2 separate regions of the Mus musculus genome follow, and region 2 is linked to region 1. Evidence: chromatin loops called from intact Hi-C (ENCODE). Cell type or tissue: left cerebral cortex. All regions are shown on one strand. Each heading gives the region's core, and the rest is flanking DNA. Links, peaks and the distances in the headings are about the cores only. Region 1 overlaps G730013B05Rik (RIKEN cDNA G730013B05 gene). Region 2 holds the start of Bbx (bobby sox HMG box containing).

What was found. Peaks named below come from ENCODE experiments on the same cell type or tissue, not always from the same donor. Only the 100,000 strongest peaks of a DNase experiment are listed, where the experiment ranks them.
Region 2: it touches region 1 in a loop (5-fold over the local background); 24 of 42 quality-filtered maps call a loop at or near these places.

Annotation. Positions count from the first base shown.
Region 1 is chr16:50,527,209-50,533,808 of GRCm38, forward strand. The region is part of intron 1 of G730013B05Rik (RIKEN cDNA G730013B05 gene); the gene reads left to right. Among named protein-coding and RNA genes, the nearest start is that of G730013B05Rik, 4.3 kb to the left of the region's middle. In left cerebral cortex, for the core only: a CTCF peak has its summit at 3,084 (motif pointing right); DNase peaks (open chromatin) are centred at 1,687, 2,183, 2,414 and 3,084; H3K4me3 peaks cover 1,995 bases; H3K27ac peaks cover 1,414 bases.
Region 2 is chr16:50,429,575-50,436,174 of GRCm38, forward strand. It overlaps Bbx (bobby sox HMG box containing), which reads right to left and starts at 2,815. Exons shown (of 17, transcript NM_027444.3): 1 at 2,668-2,815. In left cerebral cortex, for the core only: a CTCF peak has its summit at 2,578; DNase peaks (open chromatin) are centred at 2,033, 2,331 and 2,852; H3K4me3 peaks cover 1,751 bases; H3K27ac peaks cover 950 bases.

The DNA.
Region 1 (6,600 bases), core at 1,553-4,052:
GGGAGGAGGGGGCAAGCAGCCCCTTTTATAGTAGGTCAGGCCGACCTGGCTATTGCCAGGTAACTGTGGGGTGAAGCATACCTGGCTGTTGCCAGGTAACTGTGGGGGTGGAGTTTAGACAGAATGCTTAACAGTCTCTTTTTATTATTATTATACATTTTGTTGAGCTATAAATGTTTGTTCATCTTTTGGGATATAGTCCATAGATTTTGGGATTCAGTCCATAGATACAATATATGCACTGGAGACAGCAAGCTCTTCTAGCAAATGGAACCATGGAGGAGTGTGAAAGGTGGAACGTTCACATTTTATCATAGAGTCTGAGAACCAACAGTTACATTTCAGAGCTACAGAAAGCCCAGTAATTCTTCCTACTGTGATTTCGTGCTTAGTACACTTCTCCCCATACCCTTCCCATCCTAGAACTCGCTCTGTAGATCGGGCTGGCCTCCAACTCAGAGATCTGCCTGCCTCTGCTTCCCCAGTTCTGGGATTAAAGGCATGGGCCACCACTGGCCTGCCTGATTTAGTTCATTTTTAAGGTCTGAATATTTTACTATACATTTTCTTCTAATGGACACCTTGGTTAATTCCATATTTTGAGAGTGGAACTATCTGTTTGATACAGTAATTAATTTTGGTTAAATACGTTGGAGTTATTTTCTGATTGGGAATGGGGGGTTGTTAACAAGCTTTGTTTTACATCACATCCAACTGAAGAGGTTTTAATACACATCTTTGTAAATCTGGTCCAAGAATGAGAAGATTGCGGCAGACTGGTTGCTTCAATCCCTTCGTGGCATTAGCTGCGAGGACTAACTCGAATGATCACCTCTCATGTCTCATAAAACCAATATTTCAATCTTATATAAAAACAATATCTACTTGTTATTGACTCTGGAACAGTAAAATGATACAAGGCTTTCAAAATATCCAGTGTTCTGCCCGCTTGTATAATGAACCGTAGCAGATGATTCACAGAATACAGTGGTGTGTATATGGGTGGTTTTGATACAAGATAGAATCTTCGTAAGTGTTTGCTAAATAATAATTTTCTTTTAAAGAGTAAAGTTTCCTTTGTTGTTATAAAACTCAAGTTCTCTATTATCCCGGGTATTACTGACCCAAGAAATCTAATGCTTATTTGGGAGATCTACTTAAATTTTATGCCCAATTTCTGTCATATTAATACTTTTATATCGTGAGGCTCACAATAATTAAGAAAAACAATTGAAAGCTAGCACTCCCATTAGAGTGGGTGAGCCGAGAGGAAGGGACTGAGTCTCTTTAGCCAGATCCTGCCGCGTGACGACGGCTCTCCTAGATCCATCCACGGTTCCTCTGAAAGTCACTAGGTACGACTGATTTCGAAACACACACACACACACACACACACACACACACACACACACACACACAAAGCAGAATTACATTTTCTGTGTTGTTGGTCAGGCTGAAAACAGAGCACGTAACTTTGCGAGAATCAGGGCAATCGCAAATGAACTTCCGTTCCCCATTGGCTTCCTGCGGCTGTGAAGGATCTCTAGCCGAGCCGCCCGCATGTGCTTCTTACGGGGCTTTCAGTGAGAGAAGCCCGAGGGTAGCGCCAGGGAGAAAGCCGCCAGGCAATCTCGGAGGTAGCCTCCTAGAAAGATCGCGGCGAGGGGAGGAGCCCCGATTGTCCTGGAGAACAGCGCGGCCCCATCCGGGAAGTGGCCGCCCGCGGGGGGCGGCTCCTGGTGCCCGCGCCAAGGCGCACAGCGGGAACGCGCGGAGCCCAGCACGGCCTCCCCGGGGCCTCCGGAGCCCTGCGGCTCGCCCGGGGCGAGGCAGCTCCTCCCCGCAGACTCTGCTTCCGCCAGATCGGTGGCCGCCCGTGTCCCGGTAGCACCGCGCCCAGGGGCCCCAAGAGTCTCGGCCGCGCCCAGGGGCTCTCGGATCCGGGCGCCGCCCCGGTCTTTCTGTCCCCCGGGGATGCGCATCGTGGGTACCTGCAGCCGCCCGGGAACCTAGACCCGGCCAGTCCGGGAAAGCGGAGCCAGCCGAGCTCCCGAAGGTCCCAGTGGACTCGGGCGTCTGCTGGCATCCGCACAGTGCAGGCGCCTAGGCGACGAGCGCGTGCGGGGTTTCTCAGTTGTCCCCCCGCAGAGCCTCCTCCGGCGTCCCCCTACCTACGCAAACACAGTCGGGGCTGCCAGCTGATTCTACCTCTTCCCCGCCCTCCCTTCTTCCGCTCACCTCCGTCCATCTCTCTCATATCTTCTTGCCAAAAGCTCCAAGGCAAAGATGGACATGAGCGAACAAGTTAGGATACGGCCGAGCGCGTGTGCGCTGGGAGGAGGGTGGTAATGAAGTGGGAGAAAATAATGAAAACGAAATTAGAAACACCCGAGAGTGTAACCCCACGCGCGCGCGATGCTCTCAGCCGCCAGCAGTCTCGGCTGTGTCCAAGTGGAGGCAAATTTTAAATATTCAATTCTAGGACAGAATCCACACAGCACAGGCGCCAGTGGAGCCCCGGGCTTGAGCTCAGGATTTAGTGCTTTTCCATGAGATACATCTTTATTTGCATTACAGGCACCAGAGGGATAACACCTACTTGTGGACGCCTCTGGGGACAGATTCTCGGGGCGGGTGGCCTTTGTCACCTCTGCAGCAGGTCAGGGGACTCTGCTGAAGGTGCAATGGGGAAGGCAGCGGCTTGAGACCTGGGGGAAACACCCTGTGCTCTAACGAACGTGCTGGTCGCTACGGAAGGCATGCGCTGTCCCCTAAGCCCTGGCCAGATGACTGAACAGGGGGCGGAAACCGTAAATCGAACCTTCTGGGTCTCTCGCCCCTCCCCCACCAAGCAGTGTCACTTTCGTCTCCCCAAGCTCACATCTTATCATCTCTTTAGAACAACCGCGCTAGAACGAGGCAGTGGGAGCTTGCTGGCTATATAAAACAGGTTTTCCGAGAATTTCCACCACCCCACCACCACCTCGACTGCTTGGTGGTGGAACCTTTTTTTTTTTTTCCTTTCCAGAGGCCTTTTCCAGCGAGCGAGGCGGGGTAGGGCTATTGTTTGCGTGGCCGATAGGGGGCAGCAGTTGCACTGCGATGTGTCCACTGGCCGTGGGAAGCCGGCCTAATTGGACTTTTGGGTGAGCAGGCTGGATCTGCGGCCTCTCGGGCTACAGCCTCAGCTGCGTGGTCTTGGGCTGAGACCCGGAGCACCTGAAGATGTTTGTTCCCTGTGGAAGGCCATCTGTGAAACTGAGCGCGCAGCACTCATTCAGATGAATGCAGATGTTATCATTAGTGAAATATTCAGCCATCACGCGAATTTATCCAGAATCTATCAGAGTTTCTAATCTTAAAATAAGAGCCATGCCTGGGTGGCGGTGGGATCTGTTAAATTCTGTTGAATTTCGAACGTGCTCGCTCCCTCACTAGTTGGGAATCACCGATCCGGATCCCTTAGAGTGGCTGGATCGCTGTTGGTGAGGATTCTGGGGTAAACTGGGAAGACCTCGGGCTGATTGTGGCTACCCGAGCTCTGGAGCCTGGAGCTGAGCAGCTCGGATCTGTTCAGACCCAGAGAGATTGCAAAGGAATCTGAAAATCTGCCCGCCTTGCCAAGCTGGGCACTGTGTTCAGAACAGTGGAAGGGGAATTACCTATCTCTTGCAAATTCACATTTCCATCAAACAAGCACATTTTTTTCCCTAAATTAAAAATACATTTACAGACAGTAATTTTTAAGCAGTCTAGTGTAAAAAAAAATAGGGGCCGGTTATTACAATCATGTCTAGGTAGTTTTTTAAAACGTGATGAATTATTCAAATCAAACAATATGTAACAGCAACAAGGTTGTGCCTGCCCTCTACAAACATCATGCACAATTAAAAACTCCAATTAATGCCTAATAGACCTCTGGCAGGCAGGGCAGGATTACAGCCTGCAGTTGTAGAATTTATCAAAGCATGACTGAGATGTTTTTATTTTATTATGAAGAGCAAGAAAACATACAAAAAAATAATACTTTTAGTGTAAATTTTCCAAACAGCATTCTTTTTAGAAAGAGAACTGTAACTGCAGAGGACCGGAAGGTCTTCCAGAGCACATTTCAACATCACAAATCTCATTTATAGACTCACCATTCCTAGTAACTGACACTACCTTATTAAAAATTGTAGTAAATATTCATATTTGAGAGGGATGAAAAAGAGTTATACTAGCCTTGTGGTCCAGGTTGCAGAGGGGCAATTGATCTAAATTGGATTAAAAATACTAGGCCAGGCCTATAGCTGCTCAACCAGGGCTAGGGCACTACTTGAACTTGTGAACCATGATTGCTCTGTGTCTGGAGGCAAACCCGGATAAGTGCTGACACACTGAGGCTGTGGGTAGGCATCTTATTCTGTTTTTAGATGGCCAAAAAGCCGTGCCAAAGACCAATTGCAAACATCTCTTTAAAGAAAGTTTTGTCACACATTGGCAGTGATAGGAAAAATCAAATGATCTCATGGGTTTGAAGCAGAGTATCACTTTTTAGAACACTTTTGTCCTTTGCTCAATCCTCTGCCAGACCAACTGGACTTGGAAGGTATCTGTGACTCCAGTGTGTGCAGTCCACATATCCATTATATGTTAAGAAAACTGGATTTCTGAGGTTCATAAGATGGCTCAGTGGTTACAAGAGCTTGCTGCTCCTCCAGAGGACCTCATTATGGTTCCCAGTATCCACCTGGGTAGCTCATAATTACCCAGAACTCACCCAGCTCCAGGGGAATCTGATACCTCTGGCTTCCTTAGGCAACAGCTCTTTTTTTTTAATGTGAGTAGACGGTTGCTGTCTTCAGACACACCAGTAGAGGGCATTGAATCCCACTACAGATGGTTGTGAGCCACCATGTGTTTGGTGGGAATTGAACTCATGACTACTCATGGCCTCTGGAAGAGCAGTCAGTGCCTTTTTGTTTGTTTGTTTGTTTGTTTGTTTTTGTGTAGCCCTGGCTATCCTGGAACTCACTGTATAGATCAGGCTGGCTTCGAACTCAGAAAGCCACCTGCCTCTGCCTCTGCCTCTGCCTCCCAAGTGCTGGGATTAAAGACGTGCACCACCACTGCCTAGCCAGTCAGTGCTCTTAATCACTAAACCATCTCTCCAGGCCCACTTACCAGCTATTGTTAATCCCATCAGGTGAGAATAAGACCCAGGCATCACCTCTTAAGTGCACACATCTACACTCACATGCAGATACCCTCCCCTTCCCTTCACACAGGCAAACACACACACACACACACACACACACACACACACACACACACACACACACACACCCCTAAGGATAATAAAAATAATCTTTACTTAAAAAAAGGAAAATTGAGGTTCTGAGGTTCTTATGAAGCAATTAGTCACCCAGCCCCTGTCTGATCCAGCAACATAGTGTGCTTACAAAGGGACACAGATCCTGGACTCTTTTGCTGTCTGGCGCCTAAGCAGAAGTTAGCATACTTGTAAATAATCACAACTCGAGTATACTAAAGCCAAAACCAGTGTTTTAAAGGCAAGGAGAAACCAGAATTTTACAAGAACAGAGGTTTCCCCACTTCTGTGTTGCAGAGGTTTATGGAGGTGACAGCAGATTAAAAAATCCATCATTTGGTGTAAAAATCCAAAAGACTGAAAGAGAAATAGCTTGATTCCTCCACTTGTTAATGAAAATTCCATCATTTTGCTTTGCCTCAGAATGTGTAGACTAAGCTCTATAAGCAATCTGAAATAGGAAACGAAACACAAGACTTAACATATTTCATGGGCTGAAGAGATGGCTCAGAGGCTAAGAGCACCGACTGCTCTTCCAAAGGTCCTGAGTTCAAATCCCAGCAACCACATGGTGGCTCACAACCATCTGTAATGGGATCTGATGCCCTCTTCTGGTGTGTCTGAGACAGCTATAGTGTACTTACATATAACAATAAATAAATCTAAAAATAAACATATTTCACATGCTCGTCAATATCTTATATATCAGCTTGTACGAGGTTGGTTTTCTTTTTCTTTTCTTTCTTTTTTTTTTTTGTTTGTTTTTGACAACTGTAAACGTGAAAATGAGACCTTGGGCACTCAGAGCCTGAGTTAGGATCTGATGTGACTCTCGTCTGTTGCCACTCCATCGAAGGCCTGATTTTGAGGGAGTCTTGGTACATTAGGAGCTTTTAGATTATATCTCCAAAAGTATGGTACATTGTCCTCTAAAGAACACTAGTGTATGTTGTTTGTGTTTAAATGATCGACAGCAGGGCTAGAGAGATGCCCAGAGGGTCAGGCACTTGCTGGGCAAGACTGCCTGCCTGAGATTGACTTCCAGAGCCCACTTAAAGGTGCAAGGAGAGAATTGACTACACAAAGTTGTCCTCTGACTTCCTCAGATATGATGTAACATGGACTACTCCCAACATTTTACTTGGTGACACATGTTCACACACATGCATAAATATACATACACACATATACATATATGTATATGTGTGTGTGCATTTGAGTGTGTGTGTTTGTGTGCATGTATGTATTAAATTATCAACACCTTTCATTTGAGGTCATAAAGGTGA
Region 2 (6,600 bases), core at 1,553-4,052, 98 kb before region 1:
ACGCCGAGGGAGAAGGAGAGAGGGAGGGATCCCGGGAGCCCACCCAGGCTTTGTTGCTGGTCACCATCAACTTTGCATCTTAGTACAAAATGTCGATCTTTAAGGCTGACAAGACAGAGGCAGAGGTAGAGGGAGAAAGAGAAAGGCAATAGAGTCCATCTTGCTTTGGGGAAGAGGGGGAAGGAAAAAAATGAAGTGCAAACCCTACACTCCGGGCGTAAAAGTCTTCTAAACACCTTTCCAGAACGTAGGAGCAACGAGTGGGGTGTCCCTGTGCCCGTGCCCGCTCGAACTGGCGGCGGTCTGGGGGGAAAAAACGCCTCCTTCGCCTCCTCTTCCTCCTCCTTCCCCTCCTCCTTCTCCCGTTCCTCCTCCTCCCGTTCCTCCTCCTCCTCCTCCTCCCGCGGGCCCCGGCGAAGATCCCGCCGCCGCTGCCTCTGCCGCCCCCCAGGGAGGCACCGCCGCCGCCCGGCCCCGCGCTGCCATTCCAGCCTTGGACCGCGCGGCGTGGCGCGCGTGGGGCCGGGTGCCGGGTGGCCGCCCGGAGATGTCCGCTGCGGGGACCCCCGCGCCCCCTGGCCGTAGACTGGCTACAAAAGTCGCGCGAGCAGAGGTGGCGGCGGCGCGCAGGGGAGAGGACGCGCGTGGGGAACCCACGCCGCGAGTGGGCAGCCCCAAGGGATGGCCGAGAGCGCCCCTCCTCGTGCAGGGAAAGTACCCCAGTCCCCGCCAGCCAGCCCCAGGAACAGCAGCCCGGCGTCCACGGCCGGTAGACGAGAACTGGACGTGTCATTAGCAGGACAGGCAATGGTTTCAAAGCCCCAGGCCAATGACCATTAGCCGAGGCAGAGCTAGCTCGGTCCCCATCCCCCACCACCTCCACCCACCTCCCCCTCCAGCTACCTCCCCCCCCCACCTCCACCCCACCTCGAGAAACTTTTCAACAAGATCCACCTGGGCTAATTTGTCCTCAGACAGTTAAAATATTGACTAGACCCTACACACTGGGAAGGAAGGGGAATGCACGCTTTATTTTCCTTTCTGTAGAAAGGAAAGCAAAAAATAGCTTGTCTCTGTGTCTCTCCCTCTCCCCCCCCCCTCCTCTGTCGTACATGTTGTGTCTTAGCTTTTTGCATCGTTTCGTTTTACCTTCCTCATTTAGCAGAAATGATCGCGGGTATTTCACACATAAACGTGTTCCAGATTCCTGGATTCGGGGTCCTTGTAAATTACAAGAATCCGGTTCGGTCTCAGTTACGTTAAGTTTCATGCGATCTCCCCAAAATAAATTTTAAAATAATAATAATAATAATACATTTCTGAGGGTGAGCGAGCGATTCGAGGTGGAGGAGGGAAAGAAGCCTCCAGTCTGATTTCTGTAATTTACTAGCGACCCGGATCGCAGAAAATAACAGTGTAACACGAGCGTGGCTTCCGAGGGTTGGGGAGCTCTTTCTAGAGGCATCGACCCCATCCCCGGATAAAGGATCTGCAAGTTTTCTGTCATCGCGACCGTGCAATGCCATAACTTACCTTCAGAATGAGTCTTTAACCAGCCAAGGCCTTCCTCCTCCCCTCCACCGCCACCACCCCCAGCCTCGCTCTCTCCACCTTAAACTTATTGACACAACATAATCCCACATTCAAGCAAAATCCTGACACAGCCTCCCTCGTCCTCTCCCCCCTCCTCTCTTCCCTCCCGTTTCTCTCTCTCTCTCTCTCTCTCTCTCTCTCTCTCTCTCTCTCTCTCTCTCTCTCTCTCTCTCTCTCTTCCCCTCCCTCTCCCCTTTCCCTCCCCTCCCCTCCTCTCCCTCTCTCGCCTTCTTCGCCTTCTTCCCCTCTCCCCTGTTCTTCCTCCAGGCTACTCTGGCACTGGAACAGCACTTTCTCCACTCGCCGCGCATTTGGCTGGGGGTGGGGGGTGAGGGGGACACCGATCTCGGGGCCGGAACACCCAAATCCTAACTCTGCAGATGAACGAGCAACCGGGCTGCCGGTCCCGGTCACCGTCGCACACACACCAAATGTAGCCCCGACCCACCGAGGGCAGCCTTCCCGTACCTTCCACCCCTGCCCCGGGCTCCTCAGGCCCCACCTCCCCCGGCAGCCGAGCCCTGCCCGGGGCTCCTCCACGTACTTTCGCCTCCTTGAAGTTTGGGGCTCCCGGGGCGGCCACGAGCCGCCCGCCGGCGTGAGGGGACCGCTCCGTTGTTGTTTTCCTCGGGCGGCTCAACCCCGCGCCCCGGCTCCGTGCCCCCTCGGGCGGCGCTGCCCGGGCGCCGAGAGGTGCTGCCTGCAAACGCAGCCTGGCACCGGCTGGCCTACTCCTCCCCAGCCCGGCCCCCAGCTCGCGCTCGCCGGGCAGCGCCGCGCGCCCCCCGGCCCGGGCCCGCCGGCGCGGCCGCCGCGACCCTCGGCCCGACCTCTCGCCACCCAAAGTTTTGGCTGAGGGGAAAGTGGCCCGCGAGGCGCCGGCCGGTGGCGGCTCGGGCTCCGGACGCGCGGGTTCCCCTCGCCTTCCTCAAGTCCACCCTACCGGCTGCCGCCGCCGCTGCCGCCGCTCCTGCCGCGGAGTCCTCGGGCTGCAGCCCCGGCGGCTCGCAAGTGAGTAGGAAAACAGAAAGTGCGGGAGAGCGCCTGCGAAGGCTGCGGATGGCGGGCGCCTACCTCGCGGGCTCGCCGCGGCGCGAGGGCGTGTGTGTGGCTCGCCCTCAGCGGCCAGTCAGGGGCTCTCTATGGGAAAGTGGAGAGGAGCTTGCGGAGCCGCGCTGCCTCCGCTCCACTGTACACTGCTCCACATACAGTACATGCAACCCGGAGAGACTGAAAACACTCATTTTATATAAGGCAGCCTGCCATTGGCCCGCGCCGTGACGGACGGGCGGCGCAGCCAAACAGGAGGCGCGTTACACCCAAACACACGCACACATACACACATTTCACAGAGACACACAAAGATCATCACATTTTCTATTTTCTAATGTTCGGGACCTGTAGACAGTGGGCGAAGACAGGTAGTGAGGCCCAGCAGAGTAGGGGTCAGGAAGGAAGCCCTCTCTATACCAAGTTGCCAGGCTTGAAACTGGTGTCCTTTTGACTTGGGAGGGTTATGGTAATAAACTACAACTCCACTGGATATGGAAGTGAGGAGGGATGGGTTTGATCGCTGCCTTGTGGTGCCCCATGAAAGAGGCGAGCATTGTGTTATGATTTTACAGCCCGGCCTGCTAACAAGTGGCCGAGAAAGGCTTTTATCAGCTTAGATTTCTTTTGTCAATGGGTTAGCCATCACATAGGCCAAAATAGTGCGAGATAAGTTTATCAAGACTAGAATGCTTTGAGATTGTGACTGCCTCGTTAGCAAGCAAATTCAGAAAGTAAGAAAAAAAATCAATACAACAGGCAGAAACAAAGATAAACCTTATGCTAAAGTAGCCGAATGTGCACTTGAAAGTCAGAGGGCAATCACCTGTATGGGTACACAAGGTGTGCTGAAATTACACACCTTGTGGGAAAATGACAATCGACAGTCTGCCTTAGAAATAGACCTCTTGGTTCAATATAGCCAAGATTTATAATACACACACACACACACACACACGCGCGCGCGCGCGCGCGCACACGCACACGCACACACATCCTTTGTTTTATGTATTTCCCGCTGTATATGACTACTCTATGGTGGGTGATTTCTAGAGACAATGAAAGCGAGATCTAGTTTTAATGATATTTTTACTATGCTGTATCTTTGGCAGATCTTGTTAACAGTTTGATATAAACAAGTCAAAGGGATACTTAGAAAGAACCGAACCTAGGAATTAAAACAGAATAAAATGCACACACAAGTTTTTAACTAGTTGAGCAATCTTTTGAGCATATGAGTTCTTTTAGTCTCCTTCATTCTTAGAGTTGATTTTAGTTTTTATTTAAAGATTAAAATAAGCTTTCCCAAGATTGCCTTCATTAAATGGTTATTCAGCATCTACAACTCACTGGGACTATTCTAGGTCCCAGATGTTTTCCTGGAGTTCCTTCTGACCAGGATCCAAAATTTTCAAGAATCTTAAATACAAACAGTTTTGAAGATTAAATAGTATGATTTTTATAGTCTAACTGATAGCCTAAATTTTAAAAGTAAACCGAGTAAGAAAACCTTTCTGTTCTGGTTTTGGGTTTTGGACTTTTTGTTTGTGTGTTTGTTTGTTTGGGGGGGGGGGTGGTTTTGTTTTTGTTTTTTGAGGCAAGGTTTGACTGAGTGGCCTTGCCTAGCCTGGAAATCACTAGATATATCAGGCTGTCTTTAAACTCACAGAGACCCCACTGCCTCTATTTCCTGAGTGCTGGAATTAAAGGTGTGCACCACCACATCTGTCCCAGCTGTTTTATTTCCTTGATTCGTTCCTAAGATATTTTTTTCATAGTCATAAATAAATTAAGTGAACATGTGTGCTTGCATAAGAGTAGAAAAAGAAACCTAAAGAAAAAGAAGTTTATGAAGTTTAGAAAGTGAAGTACTGTTTAGAGGTGTGGTATTCTGTTTATTTTTAAAAGAAAATAAATTTTAAAGAAAAAAATCCTCTAAACCACGGGTATTCCAAGTGATAATACTGAAAGTCCTATCATATCCCTCTGCATGCAACTGACAGAAAGAAACAAGTATTCCTTATCCACAGTACACTGGTCTGAAGTCTGCGCTAACTCCTATCTCTGTCTTGCTATATGAGAAAGGAGGCAGGGACAAACCAGGTAGGCACAGATGTCAGTGGTGAGAAAATGAAGCCCCGGACATTTCCTAGGTTTTGAGCAGCTGGAAGGCCCTGTTTTTGAAATGACAACTTTCACAGACACAAGGCAGACAGAGGAAACATTTCTGGAGGGTTTTGAGGTGCTTCTTTTTGAAGAGTTAAAAATCAGCAAAAGTTGATATATTTAATTGCTGGGTGAAGCGTTACGACTTACTTTTAGCATACTATATAAAATAAAATTTAGGGAAGGCTAGCCCACTCCTCACTTTTACTTCCAACTTCCAACTTCCAGGAAGACATACTTTATTTTTATGATTACGTTTTTGTTGAATACATTTAACATAAATGAATCATATAAAGTTACAGTACCCAACACACATTACACAGCACTGTCAGTAAGAGCCTACGTGTAGACTACGTTAACATTTGTATATTTATCTGTACATTAAAATATACCAGTATAAATAAATTATTTATAATTTATAAAGCACATGGTCATAAAAAATGAAGTCATGCGCTGAATAAAAAGTAAAATTTGAATGTTAATTTATTCCATAGTCCACGTGGATATGGGCGTCTATTCGTACCCTCCAGGCTTTTGCGTTCTAATTTAGCGGTCTCTGACAGTGAGAGGAGCTGACTGGCCTGACTGGGACGTGAGAGCACAGGGAGCATGGAGCATGGACTGAAGTCTCTTACAAGTCATTTCTTAACGGAAAATCGTTGGGAACTCACAGCCTGTAGAACAGCAATAATTATACTTGCACGCCTTTACTCCCTGTACTTGGAAGGCAGAGGCAGGTGGATCTCTGTGAGTTCATGGCCAGCCTGGCCTATGAAGAGAAAGCCTGTCCTGAAAAATAAATAAATAAACAAACAAATAAATAAATTGTGCATTAATGTTTCATTTGTATGAGCATCATTTTGTTCTATAGGTCTATTCAATATTCTTCTTCGTGACATTTGTTGAATAGGTTCTCTGTGCCAGTCCCTCTAGAAAGTTCATTTTAAGTATGTGCAGATGTGAGTATATAGATGTGTGTCAGTTATCTAAATACATAAGTAATTTTTTCTATTTTGTTTCCTTTTACAATCCTAATTCAAATCCTGATGTTACCTCTCAGCAGCCTTAGAAAAAATACTTAATCACCCTAGAAATTACTTTCCTTGTCTATAAAATGGGAATAATAAGTGTAATTAAAATTTAAATGTGTCATATATGATATATATATAATTTTAATTGCTCTTATTATCCCCATTTTTTTAAACAAGGGGAAATATATATATATAATAATTAAACAGTCAATCAGTGTTATTTTTATTTATCTTTTTCACATACAAGTCAATGGCAGATGCGTGGCCCAGTTCTGTAAAGCTTAACTATCATACCAACGGAGTTTAGAGATCTTGTTGCAGCTTATGTACCCATTGTTTGTGATTGCCTTTTATACCATTCTCAAAGGATTCCAGCATCTCAAGACACAGCAGCGACTAGGCATGATAGTGTGTGTCTGTATCCTAGCAAAAGTGGAGAAGTTTAAGGGTAGCCTAATTTACATAGTGAGACCTGGTCCCAAAAATAATAATAATAAAAATAAATAAATAAAATGAAAAAAAGATATCAGCCTCAGCCCAGAATAAAGCAATCAGTTGGACATAATGGCGCCTAAAAAAGCAAGTTTATTGATCATGCTTTTTGATACAAACCAACTTGAGAAAGTTACAGCGCCTTAGACATCAATTTATGGCACGTACTTGACCTCTCTGAGATTCACGTCTGTTCTGTATAATACACCTACGTATGTAAGTGGAAGGTATGCGTAAGGGCATGGAGATCATACCACTTCCCTTCAAG